Linked DNA regions of Homo sapiens: region 2 is linked to region 1. Evidence: chromatin loops called from intact Hi-C (ENCODE). Cell type or tissue: B cell. All regions are shown on one strand. Links, peaks and the distances in the headings refer to the core of each region. The heading gives the core; the rest is flanking DNA. Region 1 overlaps AP3B1 (adaptor related protein complex 3 subunit beta 1). Region 2 overlaps AP3B1 (adaptor related protein complex 3 subunit beta 1).

Region 1 (11,351 bases), core at 5,101-10,100:
CAATTTAAGAGCATTATGTAACATAAGACTTACATATTAATAATTCAAAACATACTTCAATTTTTAAGATGGATAACATAATCATCATTTTGTTAATATTAAAAGTGAGATGAAAATCAGTATTACTGTCTTGTGGATAAAGAAGTATTAAAATTTCTAAACAGTTTTTAATGCTAATACTAAATCAATATAGAAAATAGTGATCAACATTTTATAATAATTTGCAAGCTTGATGTGTCATTTAAAGCATGTATCATACATTTTTCCATGTTATTTACATTTTTCTAATTAACAAAAGCAAGATGTACTGAGCACTCAAGGCCTGTCATAAGTATGTATACAGACCACTTTGATATAACAGGAGCTTTTTAAAAATCTTTTTTTTTTTTACACAAATTGGTTTTTAAAATCTATAATACTGTATTTTAAAAAGATAAGACATCAAAAGACTAGAATGAATGTGCTATTCTTACAACATTTAAGGATTTATTTAAACTGGTTTAAAATTACCTTAAATCTTAAATGTATACATCCTAAGGATCTTAATTACAAGTTATATGATAAAATTTTCTAAATTGTCAATATGATGAAAAGAATAAGGCATACTTAAAAAAAAGAATAAGGCGTACTTCTAATGTTAATCTGCACAAAGAAAACAAATAGCTTCACTTAAATTATTAATTTTACTAAATGCTACCAGCTAAAGTGAAGAGAAGAACACAAACATTTTATAAATACAAAACTAGGAAAAAGTAGTTTAAAAGTTCAACAATATTTATCTATAGAGGCAAGAAATTAATTACTTTAGGTATAAATTCACATGCTATAGGAGCACATCACCTACTTTTTTTACAAATGAGTACCTGGAATAGCTGGGGCTCAAAGACGTGAAAGTAACTAGTAACCAAAAAAATCCATGGTTTGGCAATGTCACTGTAAACACTGTGTCATGCTGCTCCTCCTAACAAGGGCCTCTTGCCAGTATCAAACTAAAAGTGTATATACTTACACCAATAAATATGTATCAATCAGTGCCAAAATAATGGATAATTATGCTTGCATTTATATTGGTTGCCTGCTTTAGTAAAAGAACAAGAGACAAATGAGTCTTCCTTAAATATGCAGATTTCTCTAGTTTACTACTCCTAATTTTTTGCCCAAGTTTTAAAAAGCTCATCCATTCTCTTAGTATACTTGAAAGTGGAAGACTGTTCAACACTTACCTCTTTCCAAGGGCTGACAAACTGTGTCCGAGCATATCGAGTTAGCATGTGGATTATGACAACCTGCCCCCACTCTTCAACATCCACTAGTAAGTTACATAGCTTGCGGTAATTTTTATGAATCAGATCTATTCTGTCCGGGCATACTTCTTCAAAAGCCATCACAACACTGCCAGCTACCAACTAGAAAAGAAAGAAATAGTAACTTATTAAAAAATGTTTCTCCCCTACATCAAAGGTCTTACTCAGGCATTATAGTAATCAGTTTCATGCCAATCAGTATTAAAGTATTCAGTCATTCAATTAAAATGAATGTTCATGTTTGAATAACAAACTTTATGGTGACTATTCGTCAAAGAATAATTTTAATAGTTCTAATATGTCTAGAAAATACTATTCTGAAGAGAAGTAAATTCTGATGTGTTTATTTCACCAGGTTAAATTTCAACACATTGTTCATATGTGGATTAAACATTAATCACGCACATTTTTCATGTTTAAAGCTAACCTAAATTCTAATCTAAAAATTCAGTACTTTGTTCATAATATTCAGAAAAAGAATCAAGACAATAACAAAGCTCACATTGTGTCAGTTTAAAATGAGAACGACAATCATTCTAAAATGAACTTATGTTAAAAAGTATATGAGAAATTCATAAATTTTAATAGAAGAACACTTTCAAATCATATACATCTTAATCCACCGGTTTTTACCCAATATAATTTATTTACAAAGAAAACACACTGGCTGAAATTTTAGAACATCACCTGGGCTCTTATCACTTTCATAACAATGTGTATAAGTTGGAATAATATATTACTAACAAAAGGGGGCTCTTCCAACACCAGTTAATGAATCATAATGTTAGTTTCTGAACTGTGATGCTTTTACAAAGTGGTAACATTGAGATTCCTTTACTCTAAAGACACAAACTAAGCAGAATATATATTATACAAATACTTCTCTATACGTACAAATGATATATGTGCAGTTAGCCCACAATATAATACAGTTTTGAAAAACAAATTAATACCATATTCTATCTGAACACTAGGGATCTTCACTTTAGTGTCTAAAATTTCCCCAATGACTTAAAATAAGCAATTAAATAGAAATATAACTTACTGAAATGGTACTTTTTGAAAAATATTAGATACAATGATATTCATATTTTGAGTGTTTGTCCCTCTAGTTGGCTGACATTTAGTTTATTAATATGCAACCAACAATACAATTGAAAGAAAACAGCTCAGAATATAGACTCGCTATTATGCTAAACAAGTTTCAAGTCCTGTGGGGATTTTATGAATTACCAATCAGTATAAACGTGAAGCTGCATTTATTGACTCCAGCCCTAACCATGTACTGGTGCCTGCTGGTCCCAGCATGTATGCACCTCAATCGAAAAAGCACAGAATTGATTATTTGTGTGAACTATATAAAAATGTATTATATATATAATTTTCTATTTGTTATAGATATGGCAAGGAAGTTAAGCTCATGCTTTCAATCACATTTTGATGTCTTCTGCAAAAGACATAATTTCTTTAGAAATTACATTTTGTGATAATTACATTTCTATAAAGTGACAATTAGTATCATTTTAAAATATCTTACAACTAAGTTTATGACATTAAACTCTAGAATAACTCATTGTGAGATATAAACATCTATATATATGTATTATCAACCTTATATTAATATCAACATCAATTGGTAAAGGGTGTTAAAGTGCAAAAATAAAGGATAGTATCTAGGATAAAATGATCCATGAAATTGAACAGGTAATTCACAGTTTCAATTTTTAAAATACTATGTAAAATCAAGTTATTCTGTCTTAGCAATTATTTTCTTCCAAATGTGTTTTGATACTAAACAATTAAATGGAAAATCAGCTACCATATAATATTAAATTCATTAAACCAAGAGCTACATGTACACAATAATTCTAAAGTACTAACACCTTCTAAGGTACTAACAAATATCATTAATTAAATAGAACCAAATAAAGTTTAAGAAAACATCAAAATAATTAAAAAGCATATAAAGAGAGTACTTTTACAAAATAAAACTGATCATTTTAGATACTTAATCATATAGTTTTAACAATCTGACCCTGGGCTAAACACTACAAGGAAAATTAATAATTTTGGTTTATTAAATGTTCAATATTCTATAAAATATTCAGAATTAAAATTAAATGATCTACTCAGATTTTAAAACCAAAAATACTGGTTTCCAAAAAACAGACAGTTAACTTCCATCTCACTGTGTCAATAGTAGCTTTTCATATCAGGGAAAAAATAAATCACTCCAACAAAACCAGCAATGAGCTCATCAAATTCAAATGCAGTTTTCCATTTATGTATTTTTTATATTAAAGCAATAAACATGGTTCATTTATCTTCCCTTGGTTGCCACGTTTTTCTGTGCTGTTGCTATGAACTTCAGCCATTAGCTGTGCTCCAAGGTAAACTACATGAACCATCAACAAAAGTGACACCCCATCTATGGAGTTCATATTTTCTCTAGATTATCTATGCTAGTTGACAAGCTGGTAATGAAAAAAATCACACTAAGCAAATGGTTCCTCTAATAACAATAAATTTTCTATAAAATTATGAAGGGTACAAAACGTTTCCTTGCATCTATTTTGTCATGAATTCTAATTAACATTGCAAAAACCTGAGAGTGCTGGGTCATCACAAGAAGTGCATCAAGGTTTGATTGATAATATGGTATAAGTTGGCCAATGCTGCCAAGATTTTCTTCCCTTAAATTAATGGCCATCCAACCTTCCCTAATCATACAGCCCAAATGATATTCCCCTTCTTATTTCAATTTTCTTGAGGCATGGAAAATGGGAAAGATCAGTCATTTATCTTCTAATAGCTGGATAATAGATCTATCACAATAAAACATCTGTACAAACTCAGGGGTGTGTTTTTTGCACATAACGGTGGGGCTTTTATCAACATTAAATCAATAACTTAAAATTTGTGTCTTATCCCTACGGTTTAGCTATACACTACCAATCTATTCATTAAACATAATTTTATAGCAAAAATCAAAAAGAGGAAATTTTATGTCATCAAAAATATATACATAAATCAGTTTTTCAGCAGGCACTGACCTAATTTGTTTTCCTAAGAAACTCTGTTTTCTATCAGAAAGTTCGATGTTATCAAAAAGATTTATTTAGGATTAACTTGAAAGGAAAAGGAAATAAATACCACTCTGCTTCTAAAGTGTTCTAAAGAAAAGAATGTCAACAAATATGGATTGCTACATTTTAAAGAAAAACAAGAGAAACTTATTAATTTTAAAAATAAATTCATACGTGAACATTAGAAAAGGCTTGTAGTAAAGTAGGAAAGTGTTTAGGACATGTTGAGAAGGTAGATGAAAATGGTATAAAATTTAAGAATAAACAATAAAAATTCATATAAAGAAAAATGGTAACAGTTGATTGGAGATGACAGAATATAGATTAGATGCCCCCTTTTAAGTTCACTGACTACAGTTGTAAGGTTTCTGTAATATCTTTTACCTAAATAACACTAAAATGTTCTATTTTTAGGAAAAAACTATTCATATGACACATACTGGTCTTTAGTAAAAGAGAAAAGCCATTCTATTATATTTTAATATATTTATAATTCCACCTTTCCTTAAAATGAGAATTATGGAACTAATTTTCTTTGAGATCTCAATTGAAAGAAAATATCCTCTAGCCTAAAAGAAGCAACAGATGGTATGCCTCAAAATCAACAGAGGTTAAATGAAGAAAGTTTAATAGATCAACATCTTTCAAATGTATATGTATCAGCAGCAACACCAATGTCATCATCGTAATAATGATCCCAAAAAACTGCTGCTGGCAACAAATAAATTCCTTTTCAAAATGTGGAAATAAATTAGACCTGGTACATTTAACTGGGAGATTTTTTAAATGAAAGTGATTTTTGATCCTCTATTGATTTTAAATGCCAATGCTGACATTAAAAATTTGGTGGTGGGGGGCAGGGGAGAAATGTACCTGTCTTCCTTCAATGAAGAATTACATGTGACCAAAAAAAGGTAATAATTAAGATATGATCCACAAATATCTGTGTAGAATATTTTTAACCTTTCTACAATGGATTATAATCACACAAAAGAAAAAATTACCAGAAAACATTCACAAAATACAGCCAATTTAAATACTGGGTAGAGAAGTTGATGATGCCTAAGTAAGTCTGAATCTCCCAACCCAAATCCAAAAAAAAAAACAACAAGGGACCAAAACCCATGCTTTAAGCCTAACTTCAAAACAGAGAATCTCTAAACCTCAAATTATATATAAGTAGAAATATAAACCCTAAATTCCAGATAACTATTTTCATGCTTGTATCACAAAACTTCACAAAGACCTCCAACAGTATAGAAAAAAAACTGCCTGGAACAAAGCAAGCAGAAGTTAATGGCAGGCCTAAAAGTAAACGAAAATCAACAACAGAAAGAGAAAGAACACCCTAAGTGTGAAAATACTGGAAAAGATTCTTGGTAGATCAGAGCAGCCTATAAGGGAAAGACTTGAAAGAGAGGATGATTCAATGAGGTAGTGTAGAAAGGGAAAGTTTCACGGAGAAAATTAGCTTAAAAAAAAAAAAAAGTAAGGGGAGAGCAGTCCTTTGGAAACTGTGAAATAACAGAAAAAAAGAAATAAGAGGGGCTGGGTGCAGTGGCTCACGCCTGTAATCCCAATACTTTGCAAGACCAAAGCGAGATCACTTGAGCCCAGGAGTTCATGACCAGCCTGGGCAACACAGTGGGACCCCATCTTTACAAAAAATTTTTTTTAATTAGCTGGGCATGGTGGTGCATGTCTATAGTCCCATTTACTCAGGAGGCTGGGACAGGAGGATTGCTTGTGCTGGGGAGGTCGAGGCTGCAGTGAGCCATGATCACACCACTGCACTCCAGCCCTGGGTGACAGAGTAAGACCCTTCTTTTTTAGGCAGAAAAGAAAAGAAGAGAGAAAAATTTAGGCTGCTACAAAACATATCTCGAAATAGTTTGGGGACATATACTGGTCCTATGCATGCACGCCCTCCCACCAAAAGGCCATCTACTAAGAAAACATACTTTGTAATTCTAACAGAGAGGGTACTCTTGTACTAGGAATCTTGCAAGCTACCTCAAAATCAAATCACCAATCCTGTCCAAAGAAATAAGAAGATGCAAGTAATCTGTAAGTACTAAAAACAGAAAATGAAAATCAAAACAATTCAACTGGCAAAAATTACCGACAAAGAAATATAAATGATGAAGCAAAAGGAAACAACACGACACTTCAAAATGAATTAAATACCCTCAAGAGAAGCATTTGAAGATAGGAAATATAAATATAAATTATAAATTTTTTAAAGTTATAAATTAACAAAAGAAATCAGGATTGATTGACAACAGGAAAGAAATCAAGAGAGCAAAAATAATCAGATGTGAAGACTAAATTGCAAGGTGCCCTTCGAATAAAATTACTGAATGAAAATTTTAAAAGGGGTATTAAAGAAAGGTAGAAAAAGAACCAAAAGAATAAAAATGAGATAAAGAAAGAAGAGGTTTAGAGACACAATGATTGGAATGTAAAACAGGCAAAGAAGATCCAATGTGCATAAAATAGGAATCCCTGAAAAAGAAAAAAAATAACAGAATTAATATTTAAAATTATAATCTTAAAAAAAAACACTTTGCCAGAGATAATAAAAATTCTGAATCTACATTTTGAAAGGACTCACTGAGTACCAAGGCAAAACAATTGACCCATATCAAGTAATCCTGAAGTACCTTGCAAAAGTACTATATTTCAAAGATAAAATCTTCAGGGCCAGCATCTTTCTTAATGCAAACACAATGTAAGCATTTCCTTTAGACTGAAACAAGGCAAGAATGCCCACCATCTCCACTACTATTGAACACAACTGTAGTGATGGCACTAAACAATATAATTAGGCAAGAGAAATTAGAGTTCTAGGAACTGAAAAAGAGGAAGTAAAACATCTCTATTTGCAGATATGATTCATTCTCTAAAAAAAAAAAGAGAGAGAGATTTAGGCTGCTTGCTTCTGCCTCAGAGTTGGTGCTGTCATGGCCAGTCAGTCTCAGGGGATCCAGTAGCTGCTGCAGGTTGCTGAAAAGGGTGTCTGAGACCTGCAGTGAAAGAACCGGAGGGAGAAGCAGGCCAAAGCAGCAGTTCAAGGTGAAATTGAACAATATTGCCTGCAGAGGGAGAAAGAGTTCAAGGCCAAGGAGGCTGCTGCCCTGCGATCCCAAGGCAGCTGCAGCATTAAAGTAGAGGAGACCCAGGAGAAGAGAACCATCTGGAAGCAGTTTAGGCAGAAGAGGGGTGAAGTCTTGGCCTTTTTCTGCAATATCTGGTAGTCCATTCCTGCTAGTGGTTAGAACAATGAACACTAGTATAATTGTTTGGGCCAGTTTTAGTTACTTAATCAAAGAGGACAGAATTCAAGAACTTGTTACATGTTACTACTTGGTGTACTGATAATCATTTAAAAGTAAAGACTCTTTGTCATGCAAAAAAAAACCCAAGGAGGATGAATGAGAAAATTAACTCAAACAATAGAAGAATTCAGTAAAAAAGCAGAATATAAAATTTATCACTCAAAAAAAATCAATAGCTTTCTTACATACCAACACAACGAGTTCAAAGATATAAATAGTTGAAGCAATTTTGATTTACCATACATTAAAAAAAAGATTAAAGACAAAAACAACTCTAAACTAATATTTAACTCTAATTAAATATTTAACTCTAATTATTAGGCCCCATGCTACTGTATACCCCACAGAGGTACAGTGCTAGCAATTCTGAAGCAATAGTTTCTCTGCATTCTGAGACTCAGCAAAAATGTAAACAGATTGTGGAAATAGGAGCCCTGTTTCTTGTTTTTTTGTTTGTTTGTTTGTTTCTTTTTTTTTTTTTGTAGAGACAAGGTTTCACCATGTTGCCCAGGATGGTCTCGAACTCCTGGACTCAAGCAATCCATCCACCTTGGCCTCCCAAAGTGCTAGGATTACAGGCATGAACAATGGTGCGTGGCCAGAGCCACATTTCTTAATGTTGAATAGGCAGTTTCAAATATAAAAAGGAAGGAGGCTGGAAGGAACTCTGTGCTATACCACCAGAATTACAGGTGTCAGTAAAAACTTTGTTTTTTACTATAGACAGAAAAAGAAATATGTATTCTTAATTAAAAAAAATAAACATATAGTATATAACACTTTAGGAAAAATGAGTGCCTCACAAAGGGTAGGCCACCAAAGCCCCCAAAGAATCTACCTATGAACACTGAGCATGAAACCACTGCAGGGGGGTGAGGGAGACATTAAAAACGATACTACACACTTAATTACTATCACCAAGAATGTAACAAATTAATTCAACAGTCATTCAACAAATATTAAATACCTGTGATGAACAAGTATTCAATATTTTTTACTTTCTGGTGTATTTTGGAAACAGACATTCCAATTTTACACAGATATTGTATCTTTACATCTTTTTGAGTACTTATTTCTTATTTGGAATTTTTAATCACATCCCATGTGGTGTTAGGCACTGTGCTGAGGGTTTTATATACAATAGTTCTTTCTCTCGACACAAACAGCAAATTTATAAATTAGATATTATAAACCCTACAAATCTGGAGCCTAAAACTCATAAAGAATTGGTACATATACTATGTGGCAGACGCTCAGACATTAAGCCAGTTCTATCTGATTCAAACGCTATTGTTTTTACCTATGATATGCTGTATCCTGTCTGGGAAGACATGCACATATTATACAGAGAGAGTTCATTCCCAGGCCATCCAAAGAATTTCTCTTAGTCTATAATGTAGCAGAAATGATGGTAAAACTCATTAAAATGACAGATCTGCTTCTTGTAGATCTTACTACTCTCCATGGTACTTAGCCAATCTCTTGCACTTATAATAGAAAAGCACTAAGTATTTTTTTAAATTATTAAAATCAAGTTAACCATAATATTAATAATATTGACTTCATATCTGGCAGATAGCATGCCTGTCATACAGAAGACAAAAAGGAATCAAATTTCTTTTCTCTATCTTCATTTATAATCAATCTATATTTAGTTACCTCCTACGTTATACCAACTATGCATAGAAGAAATGCAATAATGATTTCTGGTACACTACAGACTAACAGAAATTTACTAAATGGTCTAGGAATGAAACTACAAGTATAATCTCCATGTATAAGACAATATTTTCAAAAATATATAGTAAAAAAACCATGAAAAGAATTAAAATGTTCACTAGAACATATTCACTTAATCTAAGAAAAAGCAATAAAGGAGAAATAAGGAACAAAAAAGGCATGAAACATATAAAAGCAAGTAAAATGACAGCTTAAAATCCAACTATATTAATAACAACAATAAGTGTGAATGGATTAAACATTCCAATTAAAGGCACACATTGGCAAACTGGATAAAAAGACAAGAGCCAACTATATGCTGTCTATGGAGACATACAATAGATGCAAAAATATAAACAGGCTGAAAGTAAAAGGATGGAAAAAGATATATAATGGAAACAGCAACCATAAAAAAGCTAGAATAGTAGTATTTATAACAGGCAAAACAGACATTAAAACAAAAAAATGTTACTAGAGATAAAGAGGAACATTTTACAATGACAAAAGGAAGATTAAAAAAATTATAAACATACATGCACCAAACATCCAATCTCCTAAATAGATGAAGCAAACACTAACAGAATTAAAGAGACTTCAATACCCTGTTTTCAATAATGAATAGAACAAGTAGGCATAAGATCAGCAAAGTAGAAGATTTGAACAACACTAAAAAACAGATATCTATAGAACACTCCACTCAACAACAGCAGAATACACATTCTAATCAAATGTTTATTGAACATTATCCAGGATAGATCAAATGCTAAGCCATAAACCAATAGTTACAGCTACACAGGGCTACTGCCTACTGTATTAGATAGCTGCCATGCATAGATAGTACATACTCCCTGATGATAGCATCCTAAGATGAGCTGGAATCCTTTTCCTCAGTAGTTTTGAGAAATATAAAGTGGGTACAAAAGCCCCATCTAAGATACTAGTACACTAGTAACTCACATCCCCCATAGGTCACCTCTATTCCTTGATCTTACCATGTTAACCACTTAGCCACAGGTTAAAGATTTTTTTCTCAACTTGCCTTTTTTCAGATTCTGATGAAGAAACACATAACGATCTAAAACTCCAAATGCAGTCTTTCTCATTACATGAAAATTTTTGTTCTTTAAAAATAGTCCTGTGTGCCATTAATATTTATACCATTTTGAAATCAATAAATACAACTATATAAAATATATAATGGTAAATGATACTATGTAAATAAAGTACATTTTTATGTCAAAGACGTAAAAAGACATTACTTACTGTGCTTTTATCTTTCAGAAGTTTTTCAATTACTTCAATTAACATTTCCTTCTGCTCTGGATCAAGGCTAAAAAATACAAAAATAACATATTAATTTTTCCCTTTAATTCTAGCTTTACATGATGCTCACCAATTCAAGGATGTTGAGAAATTTTTAAAGAGGGAAAGGAGAGCAAGAATTATAAGTTAGAAATAAAGAAAAACAAATAAAATGGGATGGTTTTTCTCATGAATGTGTCCTCATCTTTCCCTCTAATATTGTTCATATTAACTAAACCAGATATCAATGGTTTAGTTAAGATAGTACTGAAAGAACAAGTTCACTTCTAAAAGAGTTGGAAAACTTCAAGAAAGCGACTGTAAGTAGATAAACCACAAACTCTTTTCAACTGGGAGGAAAAAAATAACTAGATAGCAGTCATTATTTTACTATGCATACATACTTCCCAAAAACAAATATGGAGAATTTCCAAATAAGAATTTTATATCATACTAGTTCACTGATAGAGACATGCATTATAAAATCTGCCAACTAAAACTAGGAAAAATAAGAGGTAGTAATAAGCTTAAAACATTTGAGATAGAATACTAACAGACTATAAGCTCAAGGCAAGGAGAGGCAAGCATTGAGGCTGGAATAT
Region 2 (11,351 bases), core at 3,555-8,554, 110 kb before region 1:
AAAAATACCTAGTTATCAATTCATCATCCTCAAATCTCCATTTTGTTTCTATGGTATTCAATTATACACCTCAACACATCAACATTTTCAAAATGCAATACAAAGTCACAGGGTCAAAAAAACTGATTTCTATTTAATGTATTTCACTTCAAATAATAAATAAAAGATCCTGGAAATACTTATTAACCTCCAAATAATACAAACAAAAATATGTTACAATACACCTGAAAAGATTTGTTAATGTATTATGCATGTTCATTTTCATGCTGATTAAAAAAAAGGCAAATAGCAAAAAAGATCTGACATGACAAGCATCAAATATGCATTCTAAGAGGAAACCATTGTAAAGAGGTTTGAAATTTGAAACTATAAAATAGGATAAGCAGTATGTAAAGTCTGTCAAAGCCATACTGTGCTTTGAAATCAACAAGAAGTCAAAGCTAATTTCTAGCCTCACAGGACAAGATATTTGCATGAAATATTTTCAATTAGAATTATCAACCAAAGATAATTTAATGACTTTTTTCCTTCAAGTTAACTGACAAATATGATTTTAAAAATCTGAGGCTAACACTTAAACTTGTGCTTTAAAACAAAAGTACACTGCTAGTAAATTGAGACTTCTTTATAAGTTAAAAAGAAGTCTAACCCACTAAAACAGATCTTTTCCTATTAGAGTACGCCTACTTCAATAAGAAAGCCTGCTTAATGGCATTCACTTCCTTTCAAAGGTCTCAACTGCAATTGAATAATATTTTTATTTTAGAGAACTTAAAATATAAATGAAATCAGGAAAGACATAAACTGAGAGGCAAGGCTTTGCATTATAACAGTAAAACCCAATATTCTTCAATATTTATAAAAGTTATATAATTGCAACATACAAAAATAGTTGTAAAAACATAACTAAAACTTGCTTACTTTTCAAATAGAACATAAAACCAATCAAAAAATTGTTCCTTTCACTCTTATCCATGATTTATTTCACACCACATGCCAAATTTACTTTATCCCCAAGAATCTTTCAAATAAAAGATCTTTATTGCCAAAATCTTTTATTAAGGCAAATCTTAACATTTACTGACATTCAGACACCAGTCAAATCCTAGTGACTGATCGTTAGAGCACCTAAGAGATTCACTCAGTTTCTTTGCACCTCCCAAAAGGAATTAGCAAAGTTTTGAGACACAAATATAACCTGAGATAAAAACAACTGACAAGAGCAACTCAAACACTGCTACGTATATACAGTTGGTACTATTTTCTTCATAGCTAGTATGTACCTTAATCTTAGTTTTAATTCAAATACTGAAATGCTTTTAATATTAAGTATTATTAAGTGCAAGTACATTAAATACTTAATATTTATTTCACATTGGTAGATTATTATGCTTTATATAGTTTATGTAATTAAAATGTTCATATAAGGAAAATACATAAAATTTACTCACAATAAATTACAATCATAATTTAAAGTTTTTATCATTTTAATCATAGAGTATCTAAATCTTCAGCCATTAGTACACAGACACTACAGATATAACTAGAATATTGCATCATGAATAAGGTGCGAATAGTGGACTAACAACGTAGCTGAAATAACTATGGTGTGGAGGAGCACTCTAATATACTGGGTAGTTGTAAGAACACTGAAGCCTAGGTTTCATGAAGGATAAAAATCCTGGAAACTTTAAAAGCATTATTTTAAATAAATTTTTTCACCATCTGTTCACATAATTTTAACTACAAGCAGAATATAACTTAATTATATTGGTCAAAAACAGGATAAAGTGATATAAATGTGAATCTCTTCCTGACACAATGTGGTCTACATCACTGAATTTTCTCTCCACTGTTTCATATAAAAAAAAATTTCCCCTTTACATTGTGTAAAGTATGTGAAATCACTTAAAATAAGGAATTACTAAAAGTAATTTTGTTATAGGTGTTATTTGGAACAAAAGAATTACTTCATTGAAAGGACTATACTAAAAATATTTCTCAATTAAATATATCTCAGAAAATAACACCTACACATAAAATACGCTTATCAATCAACATAATTATAACTAAAACAAGGAAATTTTCTATGGTCATTACTAACAACATCTGACCTCAAATGAGGACATATTCCAATCAATAACACAAACAAACAAACATGGCACCTGAATGTGTGACTATAGTTTTGTGCCTCGTGAATATGCTGGGGCATTTTAAGAACATAAATAATCCACCTGTGGTTCTCACCCTTTTGACTATCCCATTCACATGAGTGATACCCCATCATCAGTAACATTTTTCATTCCCTGCAGCCATTCCCAACTAGGAGAAGTGGAGGGTCACAGTGATATGAGGCCACTTTCTCCCTAGCTTTTATTTTGTGTAGTAAATGATGCAAAAAGAAAGAACAAAGGCATAGAAATAGGAAAGAATACAGAGTGTTAATAGAACCACAAATATTCCACTGGGATTAGAATTTAGTGTGTGTGGCTGGGCACGGTTGCCCATGCCTGTAATCCCAGCACTTTGGGAGGCTGAGGTGGGTGGATCGCTTGAGCCCAGGAGGTCGAGACCAGCCTGGGCAACATGGAGAAACCCCTCTCTATTAAAAATACAAAAAATTAGCCAAGCATGGTAGTGCATGCCTATAGTCCCAGCTACCCAGGAGGCTGAGGTGGGAGGATCACCTGAGACTTGGAGGTCGAAGCTGCAGAGAGCTGGGATCATGCCACTGCATTCCAGCTTGGGTGACAGAGCAAGACTCTGTCTCAAAAAAAAGAAAGAAAGAAAGAAAGAAAGAACACAAGGTGGGTAGGGTTAAGACAAGGTAGGTTTGGGCAAGCTAGCCTGAGTTTACTGAACTCAAATGGCAGTGGGCCATCAGGACAGGTGAATTTAATATCCATCTGGCAGTTGTATAGAAGGACTTGGGGTTGGGAAAGCATTGGTCAGAGGATGACCAATGGCAATGGTCTATGCAGGTAATGAAGAGCTAATCTAGAATAGTGGCAGTAGGGAAAGAAGAAACAGACATGAGAAATAACGCACAGAACATATAGGAGTTGGTAACTATCTAAACATACAGAATGACAGAGTAGTCAGAGATAATTCTGGGGCTTCAGATCTGGGAGAATGAAAAGAATGCTGGTGACAAATGGTAGAGCATGTCTTTTGATTGTATTAGGTTTGGAAAACCAGTAGCCTCAGAGAGGTCTAAAAATTTGGTATGAATTTGGGAAGAAAAGCTGAAACTTAATGTAAAGACTGAAAGATGTTACCATGGAAGTAATTAATATAAATGTTTTAGCTGAAGCTATAGGAGTGAATGAGGTCTCACAACAGGAAAAATTTAGAGGGAAAAAAGAAGATTAAAGAAAAATTCATTCACATCAATTAATATCTCAAAAGACTAATGTGTACTAAGTACTAATTTGGGGTCAACATTCACACTTGGGTGTCAGAGGCGTGTAAAAAGTGAAGCAACCAAAAGAATGAAAGGTCAAAAAAGTAAGAACAAAAGGGATGCAGAGACTTTTAAGTAGTAGGGGAATAGTCATAAAAAAAGATCAAGATTAAGAGAAGGCTACTGGGTTTGGGGAAGGATCATAGCTGCCTTTTCAGAGAGCAGTATGTGTAGGATAGAGTTGGAAATAACTGGGTTAAGAAGTACAAGATGGAGGATATGTAGAATATTTTTCTAAACTCACTCTCACTCATGTACACACACTCTGTTTTTTTCACTCCATGCTCCCTCTCTCTCTCTTTAAATGCTGAAAAAACCTGAATGCCACAGTTGGCAGAAAAGGAATGAATGGAGAAAGAGATTAAAGGTGCAAAGGAGACAGATGATTATTAACAAAACAAGACCAAAAGGAAGTAGGAGTTACCCTTGGGGAAGTGGATGCGAGTCTTACACAGAGCTGCGTTCAAAGGAAAAGTAGGGTAAATGGAGATTGTGAGTTAGAGAGCAGAAACACTGACCGTGGATGGCAGCTGTCTTCTAAGGAAAGTGGCTAAGCTCAGAGGCTGTAGGTAAGGGAACAGAATTAAATGTTGCCTTACAACTTGAATAGTGTAAAAAGAGTGAAAAAAAAAGAGCAGGATACTTAAGAGTTACCAAAAAATTTAGGTTACTTTTAGCATTTGATGTTCTCCAATACTGTTGATCTTTTATGGAATTTTTAAAAATGTTAAAACTGTTGTTTTATAGTTACATAGTGTGTTACATTGATCTTTCATATTTTATTTTTAACATAACACTTGAAAGAAGTAAGGTAGGTACTAGCATGTCTGCTTTACAGATGAGGAAACTGAAACAAAGATATTCTCTCCCAACAAGTAGAACACTATGCTTATCTCATAGGACTACCATAAAAATTAACTGTTTTGAAAGCCATATATTCAAGGTAACTCCTAGGTCGCATTTTCATGCTCAGTGCCCTCAAAACACATTGTCTGGATGAAAAAAAAGAAAAGAAAGAGTAAAAATATAGATTTAGTTAGGCTGCAGATATAAGGCATATGAATTTTCAGCACTAACATATTGTCATGCTAAATTAAAGTAAAGTACCCACCATCTGCCTTCATTACTCATAATTTAGGGCAGAAGCCACAACACTTGGTGCAAGGAGGACTTTTCCACAATTATAGTCACCTATTATTAGAAAATAGGTATATTCTGTAATTGCATGGTATACACCAAATCATTCAGAAAGAAACAGAAATAAATAAGTAGTTATGGTAGCTCCAAGGTGGAGAGTACTTATTCCAGTTGCTAAACTAAAGCAAAAAACTCCACAGTCCTGTATGCCTATTATAGATGGGAAAAGGCATTCTAATATAAAGAAAATAAGCCACCTAAGGGAAACACATGAACACAAAACTATCAACAATGTGAGCGAAACCCGAATTTCTCAAAGGCCTTGGTTCACTGCAATAGTTTGAGGTTTTTTATACTGACGTTCTATAGGAAAATATTTTTAACTATCAAGAGATTTAATCTGATCACTGAAAGTCTTTGACAAAGAAGAAACAAACAGAATCACTGACCTGGAGTGCCCCTGTGGTTTTTATCTTCTTTTGTTTTTTTCAGGGGGAGGAAGGGGTACAACACAACATGATGTTCAACCACTGTGGCTTTTTAATGGGATCCTAAAGCTCTGCTTCTAATACTACAGAGGCACTGAAGTCTATAATTTTTCAACTGTTACAAAATTTCCTAAGAATAACTTCTACCACTTGACACTCACTGATTTCTTGTTCTGTCATTTTTAAAAAATACTTCTTACTCTGGGTTGTATTTACTGTCGATTTGTAACTCTCTTTATTTTCAATAACATTTTAAACTTTCTGGTAATTTGATGTAAGTATGAAATGAGAGTACATCAGACTCACTAAGTGATAAGTTTTTATATGAGGCCAGATTAATAAACCATAAAATCTCTTAAGATTTTATGTGAATTTTTTAAAAATAAAAATCTCAGGTTATTTTATATACAGACACAAGTTTTAAATATAAATTCAAGTTTAAGATAGGTTTTAATATATGCAAGAAAATGTGAAATAAGGCAAGACAAATACTAGCCAATTTTTAAAACATTCTTTAACAATAAATCTCTGGATGGGGGAGGGCAATTGTCTACTTCAATAAATTAATTTTCATCCTTGCCTACTCAGATAACATATTGAAGAGATTCCAGTTAACAGAACAAATAAACGAAAACAATATTGGATTAAGAAGAAATTGAACTGAATCAAAGGCAGAGTTTGGCCATATTTTCAACAAACAGAATAACACAGTTGTATATAAAAATACTATACTTGAAGTCTAGCATGAACATGGTCCAGTTATAGGAAGGGGGTGATTATTAAAGACCAAAAAGATAATTATCGTTAGGTCTGAATTCTATATTTTTATTCTTTTAACTAGACTTGAAATCAGATAGAATACATTTTATATTAATAACTATATTTTTGCAATTTATACTTTATTTTTTTCCTGCTAAGCAGGCAAAATTCAGTGTTAAAAATGTTATTACCAAAAAGCATTATTATTTTATTATATAAGTGGTTCCATTTGTTTTTAAATAAATGGCTACGCAAATTCTTACTAACTAAAGAATGTATACTCTTTAATTGAAGCCTTAAAACACACTCTATTATGCAAAATGCCCAATATTTTTAAAAAGTGAATAGTCTCAATTTCTTATGATGTATGTACACTTATAATTCTTTGCTCAATACTATTTTTGTGACTTCCTTTCACTTCCCCTTCAGCAAAACCCCCCCCTTGTCACAACCTAGCCAAGAACAAAAAAGGTCATATGCGTAAGAGTTCCTTGATTTCAGTGGCAAGGGATGAGATTTTTTAAAGTTTCTAGCATTTCTGCAGAGTTGGGTTATAAGGGAAAGGCTTATCTAGAAAAAATAAAATCACAGGAGTAGATGAGGATGGTGTTGTCTATTTTAGTTGCTATAAGAATATTTACCTTCAATTACAACAAATGTATAATCTCTTACCTTAGTGACTCTTCTGGATTCAGATTCACTTTCAGGTTCTGACTCTGATTCAGAATCGGAAGAACTGTCTTCTATTGAACTAGATTCGTCATTTGAAGAATCTGAAGTTTTAGATTTTTCATTTTCCTTCTCCCCATCTTCAGAATCACTACACATAATAGTAAATTTTGAAATATGAACTTTAACTCCTTTATATAAGCAGTTTATAAAAAAATTGTTTTTAAATTCCAGAATACATTAATGAGGTAATAAAAAAGGTATTACCCATAACCAAATAAATTAGAACCCATTCAAATTCAATTCTATCCTGTCATACAAATTTCAAATGCAAAAAGTCATAAAATGACACTAAACAATATAATCAAAAGCAATGTAGAAAACATTAAATGTTTGATTTACCAAGAATTAAGTACTACCAGTAACAACGTTAAAGATATTTAGGCTGATTTTTTAAAACGCTATCTCAAAATACTGTGCCTGTGTGTGTGTGTGTGTGTGTGTGTGTGTGTATGTATGTATACATACATGTATATATATACGTATATACATATATATTCATGTATATATACGTATATATATACGTATATGAGACAGGGTCTCATTGTACAGTGGTGCAATCACGGCTCACTGCAGCCTTGACCTCCCGGGCTCAAGCGATGCTCCCATTTCAGCCTCCCAAGTAGTTGGGACTACAGGCATGCACCACCACATCCAGCTAATTTTATATTTTTTGTAGAGACAGGGTCTCACTAGGTTGCCTAGGCTGGTCTGGAACTTCTGGGCTCGAGTAGTCCTCCCAACTTGACCTCCCAAAATATTGGGATTATAGGCTTGAGCCACCACACCTGGTTTAGTAATATATTTAAATATTTATATATCTACTTCTGCTAAAATAGACTTGTATTTTATACATTTTCTACCCAAGAAAATTACTTACACAAGTTCCCAAATGTGACCTTAAACACATTCTATGAGAAAATGTTAACCAGTTCAAAGGAAATTCTTCTAAAGTACTATCTTGCTAAAAATTTAAGCTAATCAAATATAAACTTTTAAAATATCAAATGATCATACCTAAGTGCTTAACACCATTCATTTGTTCACCTGCTCAACAAATATTTATTAATTATTGACTACATGTTGGCATTATGCTAGGTGCTAAGGATAACGATGGTTAGTAAGACACAGAGGATCTCTGTGTGTCTACCCTACAGGGTCTACGGTCCACTGGAGGATACAGATAAGGTTGCAGTGATAATACAGTATAATAAGTAATAAGTAATAAATTATAGCGTGTCAGGAGAACATGTGGAGAGACACCTAAAAAAACTTGATCCAATTAGGAATGCTTCCTGGAGAAAGAGACATATAAGCCAAGATATAGGAGTAAGGCTGGCAGATGGGCAGGGAAACAGTTCTCCAAGGAGAAGGAATAACATGTGAGATGACCAAACACCCTTCTCTCAGGGGATGACAAATGCCTTGTGGTGCTTTATATTTTCCTGGAAACTAAAGGTCTAGTTCTCTCTACCACATGTGTGTGTATTTTTTTAAGAATCTACTGTGGGCCAGAAAGGGCTAGGCACTTCATACCAATCATACTAATTATCTAATTTAAATGCACTCTTCCTGGGTACATTATTATCCCATTTACAATAATGAAATTAATATTTAGAAAGGTTAAATAACCTGCTCAAGGGCACATAACAAGAGGGGCAGAACTAGAATCTGAACTCAAGCCTGTCTCATTCCAAAGTCCGTATTTTTTCCACTATGTCATACTATCTCCCTTCAAATGAAAATACCTTGGAGTGTAAAATTTAAATTTGGTCATAAATATTTATGATTACTAAAGGGTGGTTTTTGAAGATGTTTAAAGCTTATTAGGAGCTTTAAAAAATTATCATACTGGCAAAGTTAAAAAAAATTCTGAGACAGAAAAATACAGGGGGAGGGAGAGGAGTGAGACAAGGAAAGAATCAATATTTCCTAGAATTGATTTTTGTGGAGGAAATATGATTGCTATTTATTAAAAATGGAGCCATGGTAACATCTCAGAGCACATGTAATTATATTTGAAGACTGAAAAATATGTTGTTGTTTTTCCCTGGCAAAAAAATGGCAATTTATTATCCCCAATTCACTGGTTAAAATGTGTACTTAAAAATATAAGGTTTAGAATGTATTTGTGGTTCTCTTTGTAATAAACAATTCTTTTAAATTCAAACATGGGTAAAGAGAAAAATCCATTTCTGAAGAAAAGAATAATAAACCTAATACATGACTACAAATTTTGAGTATACTGACTTTTGCCATCTGAAAGGACATTTCATGCACTGAACAAAACTTTCCCTTTCTAGAAACAGGACATGTTTTATAACTCGTATCATCATAGACATGCTGATATTAAAGCAGAAGTACAGGATTTCTCTCAAAGACAAGGCTATTATAAACCAAGTAGCTCCTTTGCTGCAACAAGTGAATGATTCTAAATATATTCAACTTCTAGCTTTTAAGATAAGATTTTAAAAGTAAAAGTGTTATTTTATTATGCATCACTCAATTTTGATGGTAATTATTGTTTACCTTACTGCTTAGAGTTTCAGATGTTAATCTAATGAAAAGAATTTACTGGTAACTAGGTTTTTAACTTTGCAATGATGAAAAGCCTGTATTAATTTAACCTACAGATTTCATTTGTTCTGAACAGGAAAAACAATATAAATCACTTTTAAAATCATTAAATCCTGACTTAAATTAATAAAGTCATAATTAGGGCATTATGCTGTGTTTGTTATGGAAGTGGCAGGGAGAGCTGCTTTAATTACTGTCTGTAATAAAAGGAGCAGAGAGCGTACTGCGCCCCAATCAGTGCTGTCAGCCACGACTGAGCCGGGCTGCAAGCTCATCAAGTGAGCGGGCAGCAGGCTCCCGGGGAAAGGACCATCATGTCGGCAGAGGCCACTCGCTGACAGCAGCGGGGAAAACAGAGTTGCACAATCCAAGATATTAGACCCAATTACTCAAAATTTTAATGACACTTTAATACATGATAATGTTATTGATAATGGGAGATCTTAAAAAGTGCTAACACTTAAAGATCTTATGACCGTCTTCCTTCACAGCCCTTGACTCTAATATTTGGATCATAATCTTTTTAATATAACATTATTTAGAAAAATCAATTGTCTTGGTTACATAATGGCAAAGTGTTGAAGGATTTAATTTTAGCCCTCAGCAAAATCGCTACAAAAGGTAATTAAGTGTTTCATACCTATTGCTTGATCACTTAACTCAGCCTTCCAAGGTTATACCAATTTTCAAAATGTAACCCCAAGATATGTTCAAGTTCAAAATGAAAGCTAAGCATTACAAGTAGGAAAATAATGTGAACAACTAGCACTTTAATTTTAAAAAGATTTAATATCTGGAAAAAAATACACACTTTTTTTCTCTCACCATTTTTTGATTAATAAGAAACATCTCTGCCTGGGGCAAACTTTCACAGAATATTTTTTGAAGGAAATTCTGACAAAATAAGTTACCTTTTTCCTTTGGCTTTTGAGTTCCTCTTGGCTGTTCTTTTGTTTTCTAGGCCTGACTCCCGTCCACTCTCACTGTCCTGCTCACTGGAGGAGTCCTCACTGCTGTCCTCATTGCTGTCTCCTTCCTCCCCACTTTCGCCTTGTTCTCCACTTTCACTTCCAGATTCACTCTCTGAAAAACAGAACCAGATGTTCTTAGATTTATAGTCATTTAATTAGACACACGGACACCTGTAACTGTCAATATTCATCACAAATGAAACCAGATGTTGAATTTTAGTTCAGTGGACACCACTTGTTTAACATTTTATTCCCACACCCCATTCTTTCAGCTCTATGGATTCCTTTAGCACTGTGAGCTTGGAGGGAGGCAGACAGAGGATGCTCTGACAACGAGGAGAGAAAAGCTAAGCAAAGGTGAACCAAGTAAACCAAATTTGAGGGAATCTCACTTCAAACCCCAAAGTATATAGCTATGTCAAAAACTTTCTTTTAAAGAATTACGTAAGGATTGATGTAAGGCTAAAGAAATAATTTTGAATTCTTCTGCTTGTAATGGGAAATTCTATTTAGAGTAAAAGAAGGCAACAGTTGAATCTTCTTAGGAACAAATTTTGAGAGGAAAATGAGCCATTCAAATCACTTGGAAAGACCTCCAAATTCAAAGACAATAGGCAAAATGACTAATTAAAGAGTTATTACTTATTCGAGCTAGTAAACGAGTTTTCCATAGGTCAAAGAGATGATCAAGTTACACTGAGGAATTATACTTTTAAATGTTTTATGTGTAAATTATGGTATGCTAGGACTGTTCGCAGAAGAGAATACATGAAGAATATATGTGTATTTTTTAAGTGAAGCATAATTTTTACTATTTAAAATGACTATAACTACAGAGTTGTGTCCCAGACAAAAGGACAAACTGTTGCCCTGCCTGTGATCTATGTAACGAAGCCCTCTTAGGCAGGAACATAACCTTTAATTAAACATTCTAATGGTTAAATAATACCAACATCAGGAAGGTCCATCACAGTGAAAACCTAGGACTGCCTGTATTGTTTTAAGACGGCTTACAAGGGGTACAAGCATGGGTTCTCAAGTTAGTGTTCGGATTCAGATCCTGGCTCTTCTACTTGCCAGTTGTAAAACTGAACAAGTTATTCAACTTCTCTGGGTTTTGGTTTCCTTTTCAGCAAATGGGGATAACACTAGTTACTTTTCAGAGCTGTTGTGAAGATTAAATGATTTGAAACATACAAAGGAGATTAGAACACAACAGGGTCTGCC

What was found. Hi-C counts contacts between places; a loop is a spot of excess contacts. Peaks named below come from ENCODE experiments on the same cell type or tissue, not always from the same donor. Only the 100,000 strongest peaks of a DNase experiment are listed, where the experiment ranks them.
Region 2: it touches region 1 in a loop (6-fold over the local background); 1 of 110 quality-filtered maps calls a loop at or near these places.

Annotation. Positions count from the first base shown.
Region 1 is chr5:78,214,832-78,226,182 of GRCh38, forward strand. AP3B1 (adaptor related protein complex 3 subunit beta 1) reads right to left here. Exons shown (of 27, transcript NM_003664.5): 6 at 10,711-10,777; 7 at 1,224-1,406. It also overlaps the pseudogene ATP6V1G1P6. Among named protein-coding and RNA genes, the nearest start is that of AP3B1, 74 kb to the right of the region's middle. RefSeq lists an enhancer at 7,212-7,321. In B cell, for the core only: CTCF peaks have their summits at 7,547 and 7,752; a DNase peak (open chromatin) is centred at 7,400; H3K27ac peaks cover 750 bases.
Region 2 is chr5:78,103,688-78,115,038 of GRCh38, forward strand. AP3B1 (adaptor related protein complex 3 subunit beta 1) reads right to left here. Exons shown (of 27, transcript NM_003664.5): 19 at 10,065-10,236; 20 at 6,520-6,667. Among named protein-coding and RNA genes, the nearest start is that of AP3B1, 190 kb to the right of the region's middle. In B cell, for the core only: no CTCF peak of the experiment used is centred there; DNase peaks (open chromatin) are centred at 5,034 and 6,324; H3K4me3 peaks cover 3,865 bases; H3K27ac peaks cover 5,000 bases.